Regions from separate parts of the Mus musculus genome. Here region 1 is linked to region 2. A link is a loop called in an ENCODE intact Hi-C map of the cell type or tissue named here. Cell type or tissue: left cerebral cortex. All regions are shown on one strand. Links, peaks and the distances in the headings refer to the core of each region. The heading gives the core; the rest is flanking DNA.

Region 1 (5,377 bases), core at 229-5,228, 99 kb before region 2:
ATAACATACATACGTGCACATGTACACACACACACACACACACACACACACACACACACACACACACACACACACACCCCTAATCCTCACAGCAGCATGGAGTTGTGACAGAAAGCAATGTGACAATAGAGGGGCAGGCAGGGTCTACTGCCCACCTATATCTCCATCTCTCCTAGAGATATCACTCCCCAGCCCAGCCCTACACCCATGGTGGGTGGTGTTGGCAGTTAGTATGCAATTAGTTCTGTTTACTTGCCTTGGGTGGGAACACCATGAGCTGTGGGTGTATACATAGTTCCCACTGTCCCCAGTGTCCCCAACTGCCCACAGTGGTAATGTATTGCTTGGCGACACCTCTGTCCCTGTCTGGCCTCACTTCCTCTCCCTTTCCAGCCTTCTTTGGCCTTGCTCATGAGTGCTAATGTCAAGATTGGTTTCTATAAACCATGGGCTGAAGACCAAGGCAAGGCTGGCTTCTGAGAGAGCGTGGCTTGAGACAGGGAGGCATTCAGACTGTCCTCTTGGTAGATCAGAAGTGACTAACAATCAGAAGGCTAGATCTGAATCCAATCCCACTTCCCCTCAGAGGATTTGTCTTGATCCTTGCACATAATAGGAAGTGGGAACTAAGAGCAAACAATCACGAAAGAATATTAACCACCCCACCCTTCCACACCTTCATTCATTCATTCACTCATTTGGTCAGTCAAAGAATTTTTTAAAGTTTTATTTTTATTTTTAGCTCTGTGTCTGTGTCTGCATGGGAGTATGTGAATTTGAGTACTGGTACCCATGGATGCCAGGAAGATGTGTCTAGACCTCTCCTTTGGACCATGGTCTTTCCTAAGTGGAGGATCAGATAATGCCTTCTGAGAAGGTACTATCTTCTCAGTAGCAGTGGTCCTTATGGGGACAGTAAGCAGACTCACAAGTACATATGGTGCCTAACTTGTGTGACCTACACCGTATCCGGTGTAGGGTGGATGTGGCAATGTGATGCAGGGGCAAAGCTGTCATATTTAGCATGTCATATTACTTAGGCTAGAGGTGAAGAACTATGGGGTGCAGAACGATTAAAATTTACATTTTCCTCCCTCTCTTTCCTCCTTCTTTCTTGTCTCCCCACCTCCCCTTCCTGCCAGAACCCATGCTTTCATGACATACAGGTGACATAGATTCTGCTCTTGGGGCCTGGGAATGACAGAGAAGTGAAAAGCACAAGAGTCCAGGGAACACATTCCAGCTCAGAGGTGAGGGCCGGGGCTCCAGCTCAGAGGTGGGGGCCGGGGCTCCAGCTCAGAGGTGGGGGCCCACAGCAGCAACAGCTGACCCTGCTCAATGATCAGGAACTCAGAGAGGGAGACATGTGTCTCCAGCAAGGGAAGTCACCAGCTAAGGCACAGCCTGGCTTTTCCCAACTTGAGTCAAGGAAGCCTGTTGTCCACACGTGTTCCTAATATCCTGCCATGGTGTTAAAAGCTTCCAGACCTTGATGGCAATCACTTACACCCTAAGAGAGCGCTTGGGAAGTTTTAGGGAGTCTTATGACTGACCTGCTAGTCACAGAGAACAGAGGCTCCGAAGACTGCGGACAGAAAAACCAGAGAGCAGAGAATAAGAAAAGGCAAAAGACGTCCGCTATAATAGGAGACACACTGACACCTGAAGCCTGCACTGAGCCCCACAGGAGGTATGTGGGTGCACATCATGCTGGGGAGCATAAAATATTCCACTTGGCTGTAGAATACATATTTTCAATGTTCCTTAGGGCAAAATTAACTATTATTTTTTCTGTTTAATACATGAATAAGCAGGATGCTAAACTTACAATTTTCCATTTCTGAAAGTACATTTTTCTCCACACAGCACTCTGTGGAGAAAGGACCCAGGCTGACCCGAGGCTTTGCAGGCCTCTTATCTTTTGATGATAAACACTTTTCCCTTCTGGAACACATTTTCCTCTCCCGTGGAAAGGAACAAGAGCATGGTTCCGAGAAAGCCCAACCTCACAGAACACACATCCAGACTTGGCATGTCCCTTCCTGGCTCCTTGGCTGCCTGGCCGCTAGCATCATACGCTTCTCTGGTCACAGCAAGAGACATGTCACTCCCAGCTCTACAGAGTCAGTTGTAGAAGAGGGTTCAGCAGTAGGAAGCCATGCTGATGAGGTCACTGTGCCATCTCAGGGGAACGTTCACAGACATAGCAAGGCTCAGTCGGAAAGGCCTGGCAGACGCTCCTGTTAGGCTGCTTTGTTGAAAGGACATGGCCAGCCCGCTGTCCCTGTGACTGCCTCTCTCTACTCTCCTTTGCTAATTACTGTGAACCTCACACTACATCACACGGCATGACTGTGGGGCTTTGCCGTCCCCTGCACTCAGCCATTCTGGACCTTAGTTCTTGAGCCAGGGATTGAGTGAGAGCATCTGCTGAGGAGCGGTGGGCGACTGAGGAAAGACAGACCCCTCAGCAAAGCAGGCAGCACAAGTCCCAGCATGGCTAGTCATTGGTGCACACCTGCGACAGCTTTGGCACACAGAGTATAGTAGAGAAAGGGACAGAGACATTTAGCTTAGTATCAGCCTTGCTGAAGACTGCCCTCCGCTGTAGCTCCTTTCTCCTTGACTCTGACTTCTAGGCCTTCGCCTCCCACAGCCCCTGGAGAGCAATTCAGGAATGCAAAGACATTTCCCAGGATGGTGAGATAGCTCAGCTACTAAAGGCACTTGCTGCCAAGCCTGAAGATCCAGGATGCTGATGGTGGAAGGAGAGAACTGATTCCTGCAAGTTGTCCTCCAAAGGCACAGAGGCTTGTGAACACCTCACCCTAAGAATGCACTTACACACACACACACACACACACACACACACACACACACTTTCCTGTGCTACACTAATAGAAACAAATTTTCCTTCCTTTAAAAGGTCTTCTTCACTATTAATGTGCATGTGTCATGGTGCATGCATCGGAGGTCAGAGGACAACTTGGAGAAATCAGTTCTCCGGCCCACTGTGTAGGTTCTGGGGTCAAGCTAGTGGCATCAAGGCTTGCTGGCACACACTTTTCCTCACCTAGCCATCTCCTTAGCCTGCTTTTCTGTTTCAAACATCAGAGTTCAGACCTCTCACTGGCCATTAGCTAAGAGCTACTCATGGCTATCTTATTCAAGAAAAGAATCAAATGTAGCAAGTTTACCTGTTTTGTTTCTTTTCAATTCCCAGCAGTGCCTGGGCTGGCCAGTGGAAAGCTGGGGTGCAGAGCTGCTCCTGGGGTCTCTGGGCCATGCCACCCCAAACATGCCTTATTTCCCTCACTTGTTCAAAGCCGGCTCTAGCCTCTGCCGGAGCGGCTGGGAGCAGAACAGGAGGTTTGGCCAGGCCAGATATCTGAGGCCCCGGGCAAATGGAAATTGTGAACACGCATGGCTTTTTAACAATGGTAAAGGTTACATAAGAAAACGTAGCTGTGCCTATTGCAGCCTGGGTCCCTGCTTTTCTGTAGAAGTGATTTTGAACAATGTTAGAAGTTGCATAAGGCCCCTCCCGGCACCTGCCAGGGGCTGGGTTCTGGCTTTCGAGAGCTTGCCTGCAGCAGAGGAAGGAACACCCTTCCCACAGTCCGCCTCGGTGCCAGTGCTGGGTGACTCAGCTCCTGGCAGGGGCGTGGGTGGGAAACCACTTAGGTGGCACCAGGGAATCTGACAGCTTTGTTCCTGTAGAGTTTGGTAAAGAAAGGATGTGTGTGTGTGTGTGTGTGTGTGTGTGTGTGTGTGCGTGTGTGTAAGTGCTTCTTTCTAATGCCACCAGGCTCCCCTTCCCAGGGGTGGTGTCACCCAGCATGGGCTGGTTGTTACCACATCAATCACTAATCAAGAAAATGCTTGGGCTGGAGAGATGGTCCGGTGGTTAAGAACCCAGAATGCTCTTCCCAGGTTCAGTTCCCAACACCCACATGGCAGCTCACAACTGTCTGTAACTCCAAGGTCTGACACCCTCACATAGATGCACATGCAGGCAAAACACCAGTGCACATAAAGTAAACATTAATAATCTATTTTTAAAAACCTCGACAACAACAGAAAATGCTGCACAAACCTGGCTCCTGGCTAATATAATAGAATCACTTTCTCAAATTCAGGTCCTCGCTTCCTAGATGACTCTAGTTTGTGTCAAGTTGAAAAAAAAACCAAACTGACTAAGCAGTACTGCAGCCTTGTTGGGCTTTTTCACTAAAGTGGGCTCTGCTCAGACTGAGGGGCTCCTGTCCATTCTTTCCCACGCTCAGGTCCCAACTGGTGGATCTTACAGAGCCTCCTGCCCAGCCAGGCCTGGTGTCTGTGTGCAGAGTAGGAGACAGGGTACCATGTATGCCAACCTGGCCTCTAATTCCATATACAGTCAGGGTTTACCTTGAACCTCTGATCCTCCTGCTTCCACCCAAATAATCCTGAGGCGACAGACTTGGAACACCATACTAATTTATTCAGTGCTGAGAATCAATCCCCAGGCTTTTAGCAAGCTGGACGAATACCTTACCGACCACCTAAGCCGTATTGCTAGCCCAATCCAGCCTACTCCAACACACCTTTTTGCTGTTGTTGTTTGTTTTATTTCATTCTGTCATCCTCAGAAAAATTCAGACTTAGCCCCATTTTACAGATGAATAAGCTGAGGCTGGAGATTGCCAAGGTGGCAGAGCTGGGATCTCAGCCCAGAGGTGTTTCCTGGACTCTAAAATGGGTCAGGCAGACCTTCCAAGGGGTCTGGGGATATCTCTGAAAGTGTACGCTCAGGAAGTCCCCGGAGTTCCTCACTGATTGGAGCTGAGGGGCTCACGGTAGACAACTGCCACTGTTTACGGAGGTTCTGAGTGCAGCCTCTCCCCTTTGCAGATGGTCCTGTGAGGCAGACATTAGCATCCCAGCCCACAGGAGAGGAGGGAGGAAGTGAAGGCCAAGCTCTCCAGGCCCCGTGACCTTCAGCTTCCGTCTGTGCAATGGGGACATATTAGAATCTCACCCTCAGATGACGTCAGGGTTAAATGAGGTAACACAAGGGAAGTGTTTTAGAGACTGCAAAATGCCGCCAGCATACTGAGGAGTATTATTACAGACTAAAATAGCTTGTTGGGGACGAGCAGGGGAGGCTCTGGATTCTGTCCTAGACGTCTGCAGAGTGCTAAGGCACTGTCTCTCCAGAACCTGAAACTTCAGAAAACAAGGAATAGGTCTGCCTCAGTTTCCCTAGTGCCTAGCTCCACGTATGATCTAGGGAAGGTCCCCCAAAATATCTGGCTGAATTATTCAGATTTGAGACCAAGGAAGAGGATGGAGGGAAAACACTGGAACTACGAGCTGACAGTGGCCTCATGGGTGG
Region 2 (5,377 bases), core at 82-5,081:
AAAACCCAAACAACCCCTACCTCCATCTGCTCGTGTTAACCATGTTAACTCTGCAATGGTTCAGAGAAGCTTCCCTGAGCTGTGACGATCTTGTGGGCGTCAGGCACCACAGAAAGTGGCGGAAGCCATGCTCACCTGAGGTCAAGACATGTGGCGGGTAAGAACAGGCCTAGCAGAGGTAGAGAAAAGTGAAGTCGCCTTCCAGCCTCCAAAGGCTCCCTTGTGCGCCTGGGGATTTCTCCAAGGGTGGCTGAGTGGCTACCTCTAACTGGTCCTTACTTGTGACCCTGCGACCCCAAACAGACCCTAGCTTCCAGGTATCTATCTGTGAGTGGCTGTAGACTTCCCGGAGGGGCTGGGCAGGGAACTGAACTCCAGTCCTCTTTAATAACTTAGTCCTCTTAATGGTGACACAAAGTTTTCAAGTCCAGGATGGGAAGTATGTGCCTGATGACAAAGTTGACAGACACAGTGTCTGATGTCCTCGAGGACATGGACACTTGATGCATGTTTCACAGCCCTTTATAGTGGCAAAGCATGATGTTCCTGTGAAGGAGCACATGCCAAGCCAATCTATAACCTGGGCTGGTGCAGTCTCCTCTAGCAGGTATGTGACATCTCCCACGTACATCTCTCGCTCCAATGTGGGAGTTCACAGGGACAGAATGGACAGCACTCCTCACCTTGGGGGACTTCTATTCTAATGAAGACAACCAATTTAATGGTTGTCCAGGTACGTGCCAAAGCTAGGTCTTTCCTTTGGGTCAGCCTGAAGCTGTGTTTATTTTTAAGCAAATCATGTACTGGAGGCCAGGTTCAGCTTCTTGTCCTTCCCCATGGCAATGAGATCTTCAGGTGAAACCCTGTTAGTGGCGAGGCTGACGATTCCCTACCTTTTTCTGTCCCTGAGAGTTTCTCAGGTGGGGCACTGGGTAGAGCCAGCTCCCTCTTGTGAGTCAGTCGTTAGGATGCATTAGAATGTAGTAGTGTTAGGATGCTGACACTACAAGCAGGGGTGTGTGATATCTGCTCACAGCTGCATCCCCAGAGACAGGCACAGCAGCTGGCATATAGTAGGCACTCGGCAAGTGCTCATTAGGTGGATGAATGTACTCAGGTTGTTCTCTGTGCTGCCCAAAGGCCATTTGTATGAGACTCCCAGTTCTCTGCTGCCGACACTGCCCGGTGCACTTGCCAGGGTGGAGCATGTGTGCGTTCATTTTTAACCTTTGGTTTGGCAATAATTCCAGATTCACAGGGGTTGCAATGACATGAACAGAGAAGACCATGCATTCTCCCCTGACCTCTCCCAAAGTTATCATCTTACTGAGAGTAAAGCACCAAAGTCAAAAATGGGTGTGGTCACGAGGTGACATCACTGTGGCCCAGGCTCCTGCTCCATGTCTGTTGGAGCACATGCATGTGTAGCCTAATGGAATGTTATCATACTACCTGTGCATGATAAGTGTGTCAGTGGGAAGCATTTTGGGACGTTTTTTACTCTGAGATTCACCTAGGCTGTTGCATATGTCAGGAGTTTGCTCCTTTTCATTACTGGGTAGTATTCTACTAACTAGGCATGCCATTGCTGTTTAATTCACACTCGGGGTTAATCCAAGTAGATACTGCTGAATTGTTCCGGTATAATAATCCTTAGTGTGGAAACTGCTCAGCTGAGTATACAGTTAGGGTCCAATTCTCATCATTCTCTCTGTGTCTCTCTGTCTCTCTCTCTTTGTGTCTCTGTCTCTCTCTCTGCCTCTGTCTCTGTCTGTCTGTCTGTCTGTCTGTCTCTCTCTCTCTCTCTCTCTCACACACACACACACACACACACACACACACACACACACACACACACACACATAGAAAATAAAACACACTCATGCACCCAAACCAAAAACACACACATACACACACAAATCAAAACACACACACACACTCTCACACAACCAAAGCACGAATGCACCATACACACACACACACACACACACACACACACACACACACACACACACGAAGACAAAAACAAAATCCTAAACACCTGCCAGTCCAATTCAAAAGCTGTCTTCCTTTAGATTCTTTTGGAGAGCTCTGCACAGCTAGAGACCTGTGAGCACAACCAAGACTGTAAGGAGGTGGCTTCCATCAACAGCCTCTGAGGCCAGGGGCAATGTTGCCAATTGTGAGACTGAAGATATCCGTGGCCTTCAGAGGCACTCAGGACCTTCAGTATTCACACCCTGTCCAGTGAGGCCTTGGGACTTCTCTTTCCCATTTCTTAGATGTTTAGATAGTGTGGCTTGCGGGTGGTGTACTAAGATTTGATGTGGTGTTAATTCTGAGTGTGGTACTTGGCTGTCCTGGAGTGTTCACCCCTAACTCTGCACACTATACAAATGAACTCAGGCTAGAGAAGGGATGAGACTCTGCATGGAGCAGAGACAAGCATTCTCAGCTGAGGTCACCATAACCGGACCTGGAGCCAGCACCTTCTCCCCACACAGGAAATCACCTGGCTCTGCAGAATGGTCTTCACAGCCTCAGCAGACCATAAAACAGTGAGGGAGCCATCCAAGGCTAGGAAGGCCCTCAGCTGTGTGTGGACCTATAGATTTTGGATTCAAAGGTTGTACCAGACATATGCACAAGCTGATCTGGTGCATGTTAACAGCCGATCTGTCTTGCAGAGGCAGGAGGAAACACCAAGGGAGGCTCTTAGGACCGATCTGCAGACTGGGATCCAGTATTCTAGATTCCCAGACATGTTCCCTGGTTCTAAGTCTGATCCTGCGACCTGCGACCTGAGCAAAAACGCTCCTGCAACTTCTGTCAAAAAACAGTTTGCATCTTAACACAGCAGTGGGTGACACACTCAGGGCAGGAAGCAGCCTCCTCCCGGCCTCACCCACTATGGCTCCGTGTTTGCAGATAAAAATACCTTCTCCTCCTCTCCACTGTGGAAGCTGTCCAGGGTCAGCCGCCTACACACTTCCACGCGATTTCTGACTCTGGTTATAAAACCTTGGCCCCAGATATAGAACACAAGGGGATTTCATAGGCATGTGTCCCAGCATAGCCTCAGCCATTCTTGAAAACCTTTTGGGAAATTCACCTTCAGGCTTTGAACACAGTCTTCAAAGTCCTACTCTGGGCATCAAATATCTATGAGGGGGCATGATTTTTTCTCTGTGTGTGTCTCTGTCTCTCTGTGTCCCTGTCTCTCTCTCCGTCTGTCTCTCTCTGTCTCTCTGTCTCTGTCTCTGTCTCTGTCTCTCTCTCTCTGTTGTTCTCAAGCCTTGCTGCCATGTTTCCCGGTCATCACCTCTGGACACCCCTAGCTTTCCCAACCCAGGTCATCACTGCCTGGTCTTGACCAGAGCTCAGCCTGCTCTGTCTCCTGGCTATTCTTCCACCCATCCTCACCCCTGCCCTTACCTTTAGTTTCTCTAAAGGTGGCTCAGATCTCACACATTCGTTTCTGAGCCCCTCACTCATGGCAGCCCTCTCCTTTCTAGCTGATGCAACATGGACTCCTGAGCAGGTGTCACTGCTAGCCAATGGTCAGACCGACTCTCCCGTGGTAGGTAGAGGCTGGAAAGTCATCCTGTGAGCTAAGCAAGCTGGCAATAACTAAAGTTGAAAGGGAGACCAGGACCCCAGTACATGGAGCTCTCATGACCATGTTTTTAAAACAGCAATGTTGGATAATGCTAACAACTATTCCATTTGTTAAATCTGTAGGACGTGCTGGGCCCTGAGCCCGTGGTTAAGCACAACCCTTCTACAGATGACGAAATTAGGGCCCAGAGAAGGGAAGTATCAAGTCCAGGGTCACACACCTAATAGGTACAGCAGAAATTTGAAGTGAGGTTCAGTGCTAATGACCACAGCTCCTCAAGCCGACCTTGGATCCTGCTCTAGGCGCCTCTCCCATCAAACCTTTTCTAGGCCTTCCTGACAGTTTCCAGGCTCCCCTTTACCCACTCACAGTCCACCACCCACTGGTCTTGAGTGGGTCCATCATGCTCATTACTTCCCACATCTTTCCAGAACAGAGCCATAGTCTCAATCAGAGCGTGTGTCTTCCTGGCTCTTGATGTTGTGCAAGTCACCTCGCTCTCTGAATCAGTTTCCTCATCTATAGTCTGAGAGGGGAAGATGCCCCTGCACAGACACAGGAAAGCCAAGAGCACAGCAGGACAGCCATAGTGCCCAGAATACCACAAGCCCTCCTGTGAGGAGAGCTCCCTTCCAGTGCTCTCACCATCAGTCTCTCTGATTGACCTTGTCCACACCACAATTCTGCTGCTGTACCTGTGGGTCACCTCCAATGTCTCTGGCACCTACAGATATGGCTTCTTCCCAGTAGGCCCTGTGTGCTTTAGAGTCAAGACCAGTGCCATGCTCTTCAGGGGCTCTTGTATTGCAACATATCAGTGGTCAACACTGTCTCTACACTCTCTGAAAACCCTGAGCTACCCTCCCCAGTTGTCATAGCATCAGCTCTTCTGGTACCCAGAGACTCCTGAACATCAGAGTTAGGAGTAACAGGTACTGATTAATTTTAACCAGTTATTCAACCAGCTAACCAGCCAACCAACCAATCACCTAACCAATCAACCAACCAACCAACCAACCAACCAACCAACCAGCATTCAGAGTTTACTTATGTGCCTTGGCCCTGTGGTAGTCGTTGAAGACCACAAGAACCCCTCTCCACACACCACTTCTGGCCAAGTGAGTGCACAGTGGACAGTTTCTGGGCACTGTCCCCTCAGAAGGTTCTCCCTGTACCCTTTTGGTTGGCAGGACCCTGTTGGGAGTCCGGCCCTGTGGCTACTGATTGTGGTCTGTTTAGGTCTTGCTGCTTCATTCTCTTGATGGTACCTGGTTTTGTCATGGCCATGTGACCCAGTGTCTGCCACTGAGACACAAGAATGAGGTGGTTTTATAGAGTGAGAAATTTTGATAAAAGAAGAAAATGACCATTTAGGTTCTTCTGTAGAACAAGGATGGAAGAGACCTTCTTTTCAGAGTGGTAGAAAAGTTCAAAGGAGGCCACATAGGAGAAAGTTTACCTGATTGCCTATTGCCCAGAGAGTAAAATTTTCACCAAGTCCATCTTTGTTTGTACAATGTCTCCTCTGAAATAGCACTGGAAGTCTGGCCCGCCCCACTCTCCACAGTCTATACCCAGCATGTATCCCTCTTTCTACAGACCTTCATAAATGGCCCCTAAGCCAGTTTCTCTACCCAGCAATCCTGAGGCTTTCTTCTCTTCTTTTGCCCCAAATACTTCTGGAAGAGTCTTTGGCTCCAATTCTGCAGCCATATCCTTAGAATGCCTGGATCTGTGCCCAACAGTCCATGAGAGTCC

The links. Peaks named below come from ENCODE experiments on the same cell type or tissue, not always from the same donor. Only the 100,000 strongest peaks of a DNase experiment are listed, where the experiment ranks them.
Region 1: it touches region 2 in a loop (4-fold over the local background); 2 of 42 quality-filtered maps call a loop at or near these places.

The regions. Positions count from the first base shown.
Region 1 is chr6:113,931,284-113,936,660 of GRCm38, forward strand. It overlaps a transcript of Atp2b2 not described here. Among named protein-coding and RNA genes, the nearest start is that of Atp2b2, 42 kb to the left of the region's middle. In left cerebral cortex, for the core only: no CTCF peak of the experiment used is centred there; DNase peaks (open chromatin) are centred at 272, 1,640, 2,161, 2,446 and 4 more places; H3K4me3 peaks cover 1,139 bases; H3K27ac peaks cover 4,740 bases.
Region 2 is chr6:114,030,081-114,035,457 of GRCm38, forward strand. All of the region lies in intron 1 of Gm15083 (predicted gene 15083), which reads left to right. It also overlaps a transcript of Atp2b2 not described here. Among named protein-coding and RNA genes, the nearest start is that of Gm15083, 28 kb to the left of the region's middle. In left cerebral cortex, for the core only: no CTCF peak of the experiment used is centred there; DNase peaks (open chromatin) are centred at 2,964 and 3,946; H3K27ac peaks cover 2,658 bases.